3 separate regions of the Homo sapiens genome follow, and all the other regions are linked to region 2. The links are chromatin contacts, found by Hi-C or POLR2A ChIA-PET in ENCODE. All regions are on one chromosome and are shown on one strand. Each heading gives the region's core, a stretch centred on a gene start or an enhancer-like site at or near the end of the contact. The rest is flanking DNA. Distances are from core to core; before and after follow the strand shown. Region 1 holds the start of GAA (alpha glucosidase). Region 2 holds the start of CBX8 (chromobox 8). Region 3 holds the start of CARD14 (caspase recruitment domain family member 14).

Region 1 (3,029 bases), core at 1-2,500, 300 kb before region 2:
AAATCCCAGGTTGTCACTTGTACTTTCGATCAACTAGTTATAAATTCAGAGGTTCCCAGGACTCCCTCTTCAGGGTCACAGAACTCAGGAAAGTGCGTTTCTTACAGTTGCTGGTTTATTACAAAGGATAAAACTCAGACAGCCGTATGGAAGAGATGCGTAGGGCCTGGTGTGAGGTGGGGGCAGTGATGCTGTGCTCTCTGCTCGCACCACCCTCCAGTGCCTTGGTGTGTTCCACAACCCGGCGGGAAGCCCTCTGATCCCTGTGGTTTCTTACGGGGTTCCATTGTGCAGGCATGGTTGACTAAGCCACTGGTGATTCACTCAATCTCCAGCCCCTCACCCCTTTTCCATCCCAACCCGTCATCAGGCCTTGGTCTTTCTGGCCATCTGCTTCCATCCTGAAGCCACCTGGTGTCCCCGGTCATCAGTCACCTCATGAGCAAAAGGCTCTCTCATCACTCGGTTTCCAAGGGTTTCGGGTGCTATGTGCCAGCAACCAGGGACAAAGACCAGAGACAGTCACCCCTGGCCTGGCCTAAGGGGGTCTTTGTGATTGAGACATTCAGATTTCAGAGCTGGCCCAGGGGCCCCCTCTCAGGCCACGGTGCTCCTCACCCCAGGGATTCAGACCCAGCCATGTGCGTCCTGCAGGAGCAGGAGAGGTGGCTCGGGTCCCGGCCAGGACTGAGCACTGCGTCGATCAAAAGGGGAAAGGAAACCCTAGAAACGGGAAGATGCAGCCTCCAGCCCCAAGCCCAGCACAGGAGGGCGGCTCCCCGTTCATCTCTAAGCTGAACTCAGATAAAGACCGGGAGGACTAGAGGTCTGGGGCTCAAGCTCCGCTCAGGGGAAGAGGCTGGGGGCACGGCTAGGCACGTTCAAACCCGCTTCTGGGATGTTACCGCCGGCAGCGCGGGGCAGACGTCAGGTGTCTCACCCGCTCCGTGCCTCAGTTTCCCCGTCAGCTGCGGCACGCGCAGAGCCTCCCTCGCTGAACAACGGGCGGACGAGGAGAACCTAGAGGTGGCCGGGGTCCTTCGCGTCACCGAGGTCACTGTCCTACCTGCTGCCTCATCCCCGACCTCCACCCGCGGCCCCGGCGACAACCTCAGCTTTCCCAACTGAGAGGCCGCGCGGGCAGCCGACCGCCCCACCGACCCGGCCCGCGCTCAGGGAAGCCCCGCAGCCCCGGCCCGGCTCACCTCCGCGCACGCGCGCCCTGGCCGCCCGCGGAGACTCCGGGGTCGTGCCCGGGGGCGCGCAGAGGCGGGTCACGTGACCGGCGGGAGCTCGTCGCGGGGCGGGGCCGCGGTGGGTCACGTGACGCGGCCTCCCGCGCAGGCGCCCGAGGCAAGGGTGCGCGTCCGCGCTACGCCCCCCAGTGGCGGCTCCGGCAGAGCGGGCCTGGGCGCGTCCTCGCTCTCGGAGGGGGCCTGGGGAGCGCGTCTGGCTGCGCGTCCGGCGTCCCGCGGGGAGAGGCCCACGCGTGCTGCCCGCTGCCGGTTCCTCTGGGGTCAGAGACGGGGCGAGGCCCCCGCTGGCGCAGTCCCGGCCCGGTCCCCGTGGGGTCGGAGATGGGGCGTGGCCCCCGCTGCCCCGGCCTGGGTCCCCGCAGCTCGTAGGGCTTTGTAAGGGGCTGGCCCAGCCGCGCCTTGCGCCCAGGGATTCCTCCTGCCAACGCGTCCCGAGGGCATCATCGGAAAGGCGGCCAAAGGCGCTCAGCGCCAAGTTAGAAACAGCCAACATTTGGAAAGTCCTTAAGTGTGCTCCATAACTCACAGTTATTCCAGAAAGGAATAATCAAAACATTGTGATAACCCATAAAACTGACAATTGAGAAAACATTAAACTGACACAGGGGGAATTTTTTCATAAAATGAGAAAATGCTTACATTAAGAGGAGCACATTTTTACATGTGAGATACAAAAAACACACAGTATAACCTTAACTTGCCTAATAAAATGTATGTGCAGAAAAATACAAAAGGAGCCACACCAAAACACAGAGGTGTTGTTCCTGGGTAGGGGCATAGGGGCATTAAAAGCCCCCTTTCCAGCTTGCAGCGAGCCGAGACCGCGCCACTGCACTCCAGCCTGGGCGACAGAGCGAGACTCCGTCTCAAAAAAAAAAAAACAAAAGCCTCCCTTCCACCTCTGTTGTGGTTTCTGTATTTCTACAATGTTTTAAAATAAGTAAGGCTGACTCAGAAAGGCTTACTAGATATTCAGAAAAAAGATTTTATTCTTCTGCTGAAATGTTTGAAAGTGAAATTATTTTGTAGAGCATTTTCCCTTTAAACTGCAAAGAAGCCCCAAGGTCATTGGTACTTGGAAGTCCAGGGAGAAAGAGCGCTGGGTTAATGATGGAGAAAAGATAGGTGGGCAGACTGGGGCGTAGTCCCTTGGTGTGGACGCCCCAGCGTGCTCTTATTTCAGTGCTCACCCTGTTACGTGTGTCTGGGGCCACTGACTTTCTCCTGCAAGCTGTGGATCTGAATTTAACTCAAATGGGGACATGGGGGCAGGAAAAGGGACCTGAGAGTTCTAAGGGGTGGGGATGGGAAAACTGGTAAAGAAGGTGGTTTGTGGGTTTTCAGATGCACCTAGTAGAGGGAAGTGCTGGGGGGACCAGCCTCCCGGGCCAGGCTGGCTGGAGCTGCCTTAACTTTCCCACCTCTGCTCAGCCCACCAGCTTGTGGACCTGTGGCAGCGTTGTGTTGTGAGAGGCACGTGCAGATTTGGGAGTGCTGCAAACCAAAGTGTTACCTGGACGAGTAAGCCCAGTGTGGGAGTGTGGGTGTGTGGGTCTGCAGTCACAGGCTCTGTCTTTGCGATGGGATGCCATGGGAAACGCTAGGATTTTACCTGGTTTATTAAATTGCTGAGTGGCTAAAAAGATTCCTATGGGTGGGGCTGGCTTATTTCTCTTAAACGATGCCCTTCTGAGGGTACATGTGGTTTTTAGGAACACAAAAGATTCCAAGTCCCTCATGACAAACACAATTCCGGATCTCTTCCTGGAGGCC
Region 2 (3,704 bases), core at 1-2,500:
GACCCGGCGACGTCCCCCAGCTTCCCGCGCTGGCGTTTCTCGCAGGATGTCCGCCGCCCACGTTGGGAAGAGCGGTGGACAGGAAGTGCGCGGGCCGGGCGCCGGGGTTCGGGGAAAGCCAGACGCACCCCCAGCCGCTCGCCCCATCCTCTGCCGGCTCCGCCCAGATGCCCTTAGCCCACCCAGGCCCCGAGCAGGGGGCGGCGAGGGGAAGGCGAGGTTCGGGGCCGAAGCCTGGCGGGGGCGGGCAGCTTGGGCTAAGGGCAGGGGCAGGTGGCTGCGGGCGTCGGGGATGGTCGGGGGGCAGGAAGAAGCCGCGCGACATCCTCTGTGGGGTCCTGGGCTGCAGCCGGGCTCCGGAGGGAACAGCCCGGCCTCCACCAGGTCTGTGTTCGGCTTCGGAGCCGGGGACGAGCGCTCCAGCCAGCCCGGCTCGCAGGGCCCGGAGGGTGGCCGAGGGCAGGGCCGCGCGACAGGAGCCTGAGACACATGCACATTGATTTGTTAGCGGGACCCGGCTTGGGGGGGGGGGGGACGTTGCCATGGAGACCGGGGGTCGGGTGTGCGGCTCCGGGGGAGGGGGGCGGGGGCCGGGGGAGAAGCCAGCCGATGGGCGCGCCGCAGGCTCTCGGGGTTCGGGCGCGGCCCGCGGCGCCCCAGCACCTGTGCATTGTGCATTGTGCGGCGCGGGCGGCTGGGGGAGGGGACCGCGCGAGTCCTGGGCGGTGGGGGTGGGGCGGCGGGCCGGGGTCTGCCGAGGGGCGGAGCCGGGCTGACATCGCCGCGGGGATCCCAGCGAGAGCTGTGGGGGACGCCGAACGCCGGAGGGACAACTTGGTGGCGGGGGAGGGGGGCCCCGGCGAGGACAGAGGGCGGCCTGCCCCCCTCGCCAGCCCCGCAGACTGACAGCGGCCGGGCCCGCCTTCCCCTGGCGTCACTTCCGGCGGCGCCCCCTCCCACTCGCGCGCTCGGTCTCTGGAGTCGCCTCGGACTCCGCCCCCTGGCGATTGGAACGCTGGTCACGTAGCAACGCGGGGGAGAAAGGCAGAGGGGCGTGGCTCGGAGCTCGTCCAATCAGCGTGCGGGGGCGCAGGCCTCCGGCCGCTCGGCTTTAGCAACGTCGTTAGCAACACGTGGGGCGGGAGGAAGCACTGGGCGGAGGGGAGGGGGCCGAGCGGAGGAGCGCGGGAGGGGGGCCGCGGGAGGGAGCGAGAGCGCCGGGAGGGGGAGGAGAACTGACGTCAGCGGGAGAGTATTATGGTCTGTCGTGCGCTGGCTGCTGCTTTTCTGCTCCTGGAAGCGGCCAAGGGGGGAAGCGGCGAGTCAACATGGAGCTTTCAGCGGTGGGGGAGCGGGTGTTCGCGGCCGAAGCCCTCCTGAAGCGGCGCATACGGAAAGTAGGTGCCCCCGGGCCTAGGGCCTCCGTGCGGCCGGGCCCTCCCCTCCCGGCCCGGGTTCCCTCCCCCTGCTGCAGCCCAGCTTCCCTTCCCCCAGGTCCCAGCAGCGGCCGCGGCCGTGGCGGCGGCGGCGGCGGCAGCTCTGAGCCCAGGCGCTTTCCTTAGACTTGCAGCGATGCACGGATTGCATGGGTGGGGGGCGGGGTGGGGAATGAATGCCGGTGCATGCACTTTGTGCAGCATTAGGTGCAGGGGTGATGCAGCGGGCGCGTGCCTTTTGCGGCGGGGTTTCGAGCATTCATCTGGTGCATGCATTTTCGCATGCATTTCTTGTATCCTCGTCATGCGTTTCTCCCCATGCACACACATTATCGCCTTTGCACCCGCAGGGACGCATGGAATACCTCGTGAAATGGAAGGGATGGTCGCAGAAGTAAGTAGGTTATATGCAATTCTCAACCCCAGACTGTTATTCGGGAGGTTTCTTTCTTCCTCTTTTTGCCTTTACATTGAAATACAATACAATGCAATGAGAAAAGTTACACACACACACACCCCCTCTGCTCTCACCCTGCTCCTGGGACTGATGCCCACTTCTTCCTGATTCCCTTTAGGTACAGCACATGGGAACCGGAGGAAAACATCCTGGATGCTCGCTTGCTCGCAGCCTTTGAGGAAAGGTACAGACCCTTCCAAGTCCCAGCCGCTCACTTAGAAACAAGTAGAGTGGCTTCTTTCCAGCCTGGACTAGAGTCCCACTTGCTTTCTTTACTCACGCACCCTTTCTCCTTTTCTTCTTTCTCCAGGGAAAGAGAGATGGAGCTCTATGGCCCCAAAAAGCGTGGACCCAAGCCCAAAACCTTCCTCCTCAAAGTAGGTTGGCAGTGTCCAATGGTGGAGGACCATGTTATGGAGTGATTTGTGGGAAGGGGGCTCTGAGGGCTGTGAGCCAATGGGGTGTCCACACATGTTGCCTATTTGTAATGTAGGAGGGAGTTCCCTGACAAGATGTCACCAAGTCAGTAGCAGCACCAACTGTGTCTGGGGGGACGGGCTTGGCCACACTAGAATTCCTTTACGCTCCCCCTCCCAAATGGACACAATAATCAAATGCAAAAAGTGTACTTTTTGCAAATGACTACTTCCAGCCAAATCTTCTACCTCTTCTCTCATCCTTCTACCTCTCAGCTCCAACAGCCATCCCACCCATTCATCCAGCCATCCACCCACCCACCCACCCACCCATCCATGCATCCATGTAGAAATTCCCAGGCATCATAGGGTAAAGATAGGAGGTCAGGGATAGAGGAGGAGTCCTGTGGGGGTGGACAGGGCCCTGCCCCACTCTTGAGACCATCTTCTCTCCTGCAGGCGCAGGCCAAGGCAAAGGCCAAAACTTACGAGTTTCGAAGTGACTCAGCCAGGGGCATCCGGATCCCCTACCCTGGCCGCTCGCCCCAGGACCTGGCCTCCACTTCCCGGGCCCGGGAGGGCCTTCGAAACATGGGTTTGTCCCCGCCAGCGAGCAGCACCAGCACCAGCAGCACCTGCCGCGCAGAGGCCCCTCGGGACCGGGACCGAGACCGGGATAGGGACCGGGAGCGGGATCGAGAAAGGGAGAGGGAGCGAGAGAGGGAGCGGGAACGTGAGAGGGAACGAGAGCGGGGTACCAGCAGAGTGGATGACAAGCCCAGCTCACCGGGGGACAGCTCGAAGAAGCGAGGCCCCAAGCCCCGGAAGGAGCTCCCGGACCCCTCACAGAGGCCCTTAGGCGAACCCAGCGCCGGCCTCGGAGAGTACCTCAAGGGCAGGAAGCTGGACGACACCCCTTCCGGGGCAGGAAAGTTTCCAGCCGGCCACAGTGTGATCCAGCTGGCCCGAAGACAGGACTCGGACCTGGTGCAGTGTGGTGTGACCAGCCCTAGCTCAGCTGAGGCCACGGGCAAACTGGCTGTGGACACCTTCCCGGCCAGGGTGATAAAGCACAGGGCTGCCTTCCTGGAGGCCAAAGGCCAGGGTGCCCTAGATCCCAATGGCACCCGGGTCCGACATGGCTCAGGCCCCCCCAGCTCTGGGGGGGGCCTGTACCGGGACATGGGGGCCCAGGGGGGAAGGCCCTCCCTCATCGCCAGGATCCCTGTGGCCAGAATCCTGGGGGACCCGGAGGAAGAGTCCTGGAGCCCCTCCCTGACTAACCTGGAGAAGGTGGTGGTCACGGACGTGACCTCAAACTTTTTGACCGTCACCATTAAGGAAAGTAACACGGACCAAGGCTTTTTTAAAGAGAAAAGATGAATGCTGGGTGGG
Region 3 (4,177 bases), core at 944-3,443, 370 kb before region 2:
ACAAGGCCTTTCTTTGGGGCCAATGGCCTTGTGATTAAGTTGGTGCCAAAGAGCCAATGACTGAAAAACTAGGGCTTACCGCAGTATAATGTTTGTTTCTAGCAAATGACACTCTGGCACGCTCTCCAGTATCTTACTATATCGAGTTGCCAAGGGGCCACATCTCCAGCTTGCAGCTGAAACCCTGGGAGTTCTGGACAGCCAGGTCTCTGCGGATATCCTGAGGACCAGGACTGGTGGTCAGCCGAGGACTACAGGTTTCTCGGGTGCCTTCCTGGGGCTGGGTCCAGGTGGCAACGACCGGGTCTGGGAGGGTCCTCTAGTTGGATTGTCCCTCTGCCCCTGACTTGCCCGAGCCTCACAAGACTCCTGAGGAGGGTCTGAGGGTGCTGACTGTGCCCTCCCATCAGACTGAACTCAGAAAGCCAGGGCAGCTCAAGCCAAAGCTGCCTCACCAGCAGCTGAAGACAGGGGCTCTGCAGAACTCTCCAGACCCCAGCCAACTGCCCCAGCCAGCTGCCCCTCAGGCTTCTGGAGCCCCCAGAGCCACACTGAACTTCAAGCATCAGTGGGTGGAGCTAAATAGAAGTCACTAGTCCCTTCTGCAGTTGCCATGAAGCAACTTACAGTAGTCTCCAATGGCAGTTAACAATTGCAGGAGTTTCTTTGTAACTTGTCCCAGTGTAAATAAGGGTTAGTCCTAACAGTAAAACAAAACAAAACAAAACAAAAAACCTTAGGGCTGGGCACAGTGGCTCAGGCCTGTAATCCCAGCACTTTGGAGGCCAAGGCAGGAGGATTGCTTGAGCTCAAGAGTTCAAGGCTGCAGTGAGCTATGATTGTGCCACTGCCCTCCAGCCTGGGTGACAGAGCAAGACCCTGGCTCAAAAAAAGGAAAAGAAAGAAAGAGAGAGAGAGAGAAAGAAAGAAAGAAAAGAAGAAAAGAAAGAGAGAGGAAGGAAGGGAAGGAGAGAGAGAAGGAAGGAAGGAAGGAAGGAAGGAAGGAAGGAAGGAAGGGAGGGAGGGAGGGAGGGAGGGAGGGAGGGAGGAAGGGGAGGGGAAGGGGAAGGTGAATGGGAAGGCGCCAGGAGCCGTGGCTCACGCCCGTAATCCCAGCACTTTGGGAGACCAAGATGGGCGGATTACCTGAAGTCAGGAGTTTGAGACCAGCCTAGCCAACGTGACAAAACCCTGTCTCTACTAAAAATAAAAAAATTAACCAGGTGTGGTGGCGTGCACCTATAGTCCCAGCTACTTGGGAGACTGAGGCAGGAGAATCACCTGAACCCAGGAGGCAGAAATTGCAGTGAGCCGAGATTGTGCCACTGCAACTCTAGCCTGGGCGACAGAGGGAGACTTCTGAAAAAGGAGAGAAGAGGGGAGGGGAGGAGAGGGGAGAGGAGGGGAGGGGAGAGGAGGGGAGGGGACGGGAGGGGAGGGGACGGGAGGGGAGGGGAGGGCCCAGAGATCTCTAATTCCAAACTCTGAATCTAACTGTACAGCAATTCTAGAAGAGCCTAAGATCATAAAATCCTGAGCATCTAAGATGTGGGTTCTCCTTATTTGACCCCTCCCAGGTCAACATCCTTCTCCTAACCCAAGTGTCAGTCTCTTCCCTTGCCAGTGAAGTAGGGAAGAAGGCATGTACACATACACACACGCACACGCACACACACACATGTACATACCCCATGGGGGGCAGAGGGTCACAAGCCCAGGAGGAGGGGGCACAGCTCACCTCGGCCCCCCAGTGCCATGACAGGCTGGCTGTGCCTCTGCTACCAACAGCAGCCAGCTGGTCTTGCTCACTTTGTTCTGAACTTAGACACCTTCCTTCTGCTGTCTTTCATCCCACGGCAATAGCGAAGAGATGAGAGTATAAAACAGAGATCCCTTTCATCTAGCATGACCCATGCTGTTTTAAGGCAGAACTCAGCATTCAGAGAATGTTCCAGTGATTGACCCAGCAACACAGACAAGCCGTTTTCTGTTCTCTAGTCCACATACAAGGCAGCTCCTCCACTCCTGATGAGGAAGATGCCGGCCCCTCCCACTCCCCTGGGACCACTCTCGGGCCCCATCAGACCTGTGTCGGCTGAGCCCCTCCGTAGGCTGAGCCCTCCGTAGGCTGACCTGCTCTTCGCCGGATGGACTGCGCGCACTTACCTTCCCCCTCCCAGGGAAGCGAGGACTGAATGTGGCCCAATCTCTGGCTGAACTGAACGGCAGTGGACAAGCAGGTTTGACAGGCACATCCCACAGGAGCAGTGCCTTATATGGGGCTTCTATGAGCCATCGAAGCACCAGTGCAGTCCCACAGCTAGACATTGCCGTAAGAACCACAGGGATGGCTGAGAACAGTCCGTGCATCTGGTCGACCCACAGAAGATGGTGATTGAGGGTGATTGAGGGGAAGGCTTCAGGCTTGGGGGCTGGGAATCCTCTCTCCTTTGTGAACGGTCACCCAGTTCATCATCATTTCTACCCTTGGGAAAATCCTACGAAGATCAGGATAAATTCTAGGGCCTTTCTTGGTTCTCATGATCCATTATTGGAAGTATCTGAATAATTCCAATAGATCCATCTCAAGTTAACATTTCATAACTATTGTTTAGATTTAGATGAAAGTCTTGGTCCTCCACCTTGAGATATGTCTAGAATCCGATCCATTCTCACCACCTGCATTGTGGTGTCCTGATCATGGCCCACCGGGACCTCTGTAATGGCTCCTAACTTCTTCCCACGCCCCCATCACCAGCGCTCAACACAGCAGACAGAGAAGTCCTGCTAGGGCATGAGTCAGCTCCTGTCATTCCCTTCGGTGTACAGGTCCTGGAGTCCTCAGCGTGACCATGAGGCTCTGCTTATCAGGTCCTTGCTGACCTTATCTCTCTTTTACCTGCTCCAGACACACAGCCCAACAGTCTTGACAGTCCAGGCACACTTCTGCCCCAGGGCCTTTGCACCTGCTGTTCCCACTGCCTGGAACACTCTTTCCCATCCCTCCTTCCAGACTCTACTCAAATGCTACTTCCCAGATCATCCTACTTAAGTCCGTAGACCTCCCATCCTGGCCTTCACTCCCCTTCCCTGTTCCATCTTCTCTGTGGGAATACTGCCTTGACCTAACGTGTATTCTAGTTACGTGGCTTCCTGCCAGCCTCCCCACTCCACAGTAACCTACTGAGGACAATAATTCTTGTCTTTCTTGTTCCCTGCTGTGTCCCCACCCCTAGGGCTGTGATATTCCACAAATATTGGTTGAGCGAATGAATAAACATTGGTTAGGGGCTTGGTTCCCAATGATGCAGACACTGAAAGAAGGGAAATTCACAGGTCCATGGCCTGAGAACCTTCAGGATTATCCTGCGGACAATCAAAGATCGGCCTTCAAGGTCATGTAGCTCATGGTGGCTGAGCAGTAGCTCCAACCCAAATCTCCTGGTGATGAGCCGGCTGAAGGCACAGCCAGTTGGGCAGAGCAAGTGAGAACGCAGGCCGAGGCCAGGTGCAGACATGAACTCTCCAACCAGGGTTACAGCCCCACTGGGTGTCAGCTTCCCCTCAGGCAGTTCATTTAAGCCCCTAAGGCTCAGCTCTCTTAGTTTCCTCCAGCAGACCTCATGATAAGCCCTCCCCCACAGTGGGGAAGCTTGCCAGCTCATCACACTGTGCCAGCCACACAGAGAATTCTAGTTACAGAAAACGCAAAGAAATGCCGCCATTCCCAGTAAAAGAGGGGGGCAGAAGAATGCACTGGAGATGGGAGGAGCCTCCCTAAGAACAGAAATAGCCATAGAAATAGTCAAGGTGCAGCCATAGAAAGGAATGAAGGGCCTTTGCAGAGACATGGATGAAGCTGGAAGCCATCATTCTCAGCAAACTAACATGGGAACAGAAACCCAAACACTGCATGTTCTCACTCATAAGTGGGAGCTGAACAATGAGAACACATGGACACAGGGAGGGGAACAACACACACTGGGGCCTATGGTAGGGGGAGTGGAGGGAGAGCATCAGGACAAATAGCTAATGCACGTGGGGCTTAAAACCTAGGTGATGGGTTGACAGGTGTAGCAAACCACCATGGCACATGTCTACTTATGTAACAAACCTGCACATTCTGCACATGTATCCCGGAACCTAAAATAAAATAAAATAAAAAGAAACAGTCAAG

What was found. Hi-C counts contacts between places; a loop is a spot of excess contacts on that map. ChIA-PET counts read pairs that join two places held with the same protein, here RNA polymerase II (POLR2A). Pooled maps may share reads with other maps.
Region 1: a loop to region 2 is called in a map with no recorded cell type, with 9 times the contacts of the local background. The contact joins the promoter of GAA here to the promoter of CBX8 in region 2. A Hi-C loop is called at or near these places in 3 of 37 single-sample maps with no recorded cell type and 9 of 50 pooled maps. POLR2A ChIA-PET finds 5 or more read pairs at or near these places in 2 of 52 experiments (A549 and CD4-positive, alpha-beta memory T cell).
Region 3: POLR2A ChIA-PET joins it to region 2 with 27 read pairs in PC-9. The contact joins the promoter of CARD14 here to the promoter of CBX8 in region 2. POLR2A ChIA-PET finds 5 or more read pairs at or near these places in 2 of 52 experiments (H1 and PC-9).

Annotation. Positions count from the first base shown.
Region 1 is chr17:80,099,802-80,102,830 of GRCh38, reverse strand. It overlaps GAA (alpha glucosidase), which reads right to left and starts at 1,250. Exons shown (of 20, transcript NM_000152.5): 1 at 941-1,250. It overlaps CCDC40 (coiled-coil domain 40 molecular ruler complex subunit), which reads right to left. Exons shown (of 20, transcript NM_017950.4): 20 at 2,218-3,029. RefSeq lists an enhancer at 644-753 and a silencer at 1,084-1,703.
Region 2 is chr17:79,794,623-79,798,326 of GRCh38, reverse strand. CBX8 (chromobox 8) reads left to right here and starts at 1,250. Exons shown (of 5, transcript NM_020649.3): 1 at 1,250-1,397; 2 at 1,787-1,830; 3 at 2,012-2,077; 4 at 2,204-2,270; 5 at 2,769-3,704. The coding sequence starts at 1,329. The coding sequence ends at 3,692. RefSeq lists silencers at 612-771, 802-1,011, 1,172-1,551 and enhancers at 923-1,217, 2,465-3,205.
Region 3 is chr17:80,168,046-80,172,222 of GRCh38, reverse strand. It overlaps CARD14 (caspase recruitment domain family member 14), which reads right to left and starts at 2,193. Exons shown (of 24, transcript NM_001366385.1): 1 at 2,167-2,193.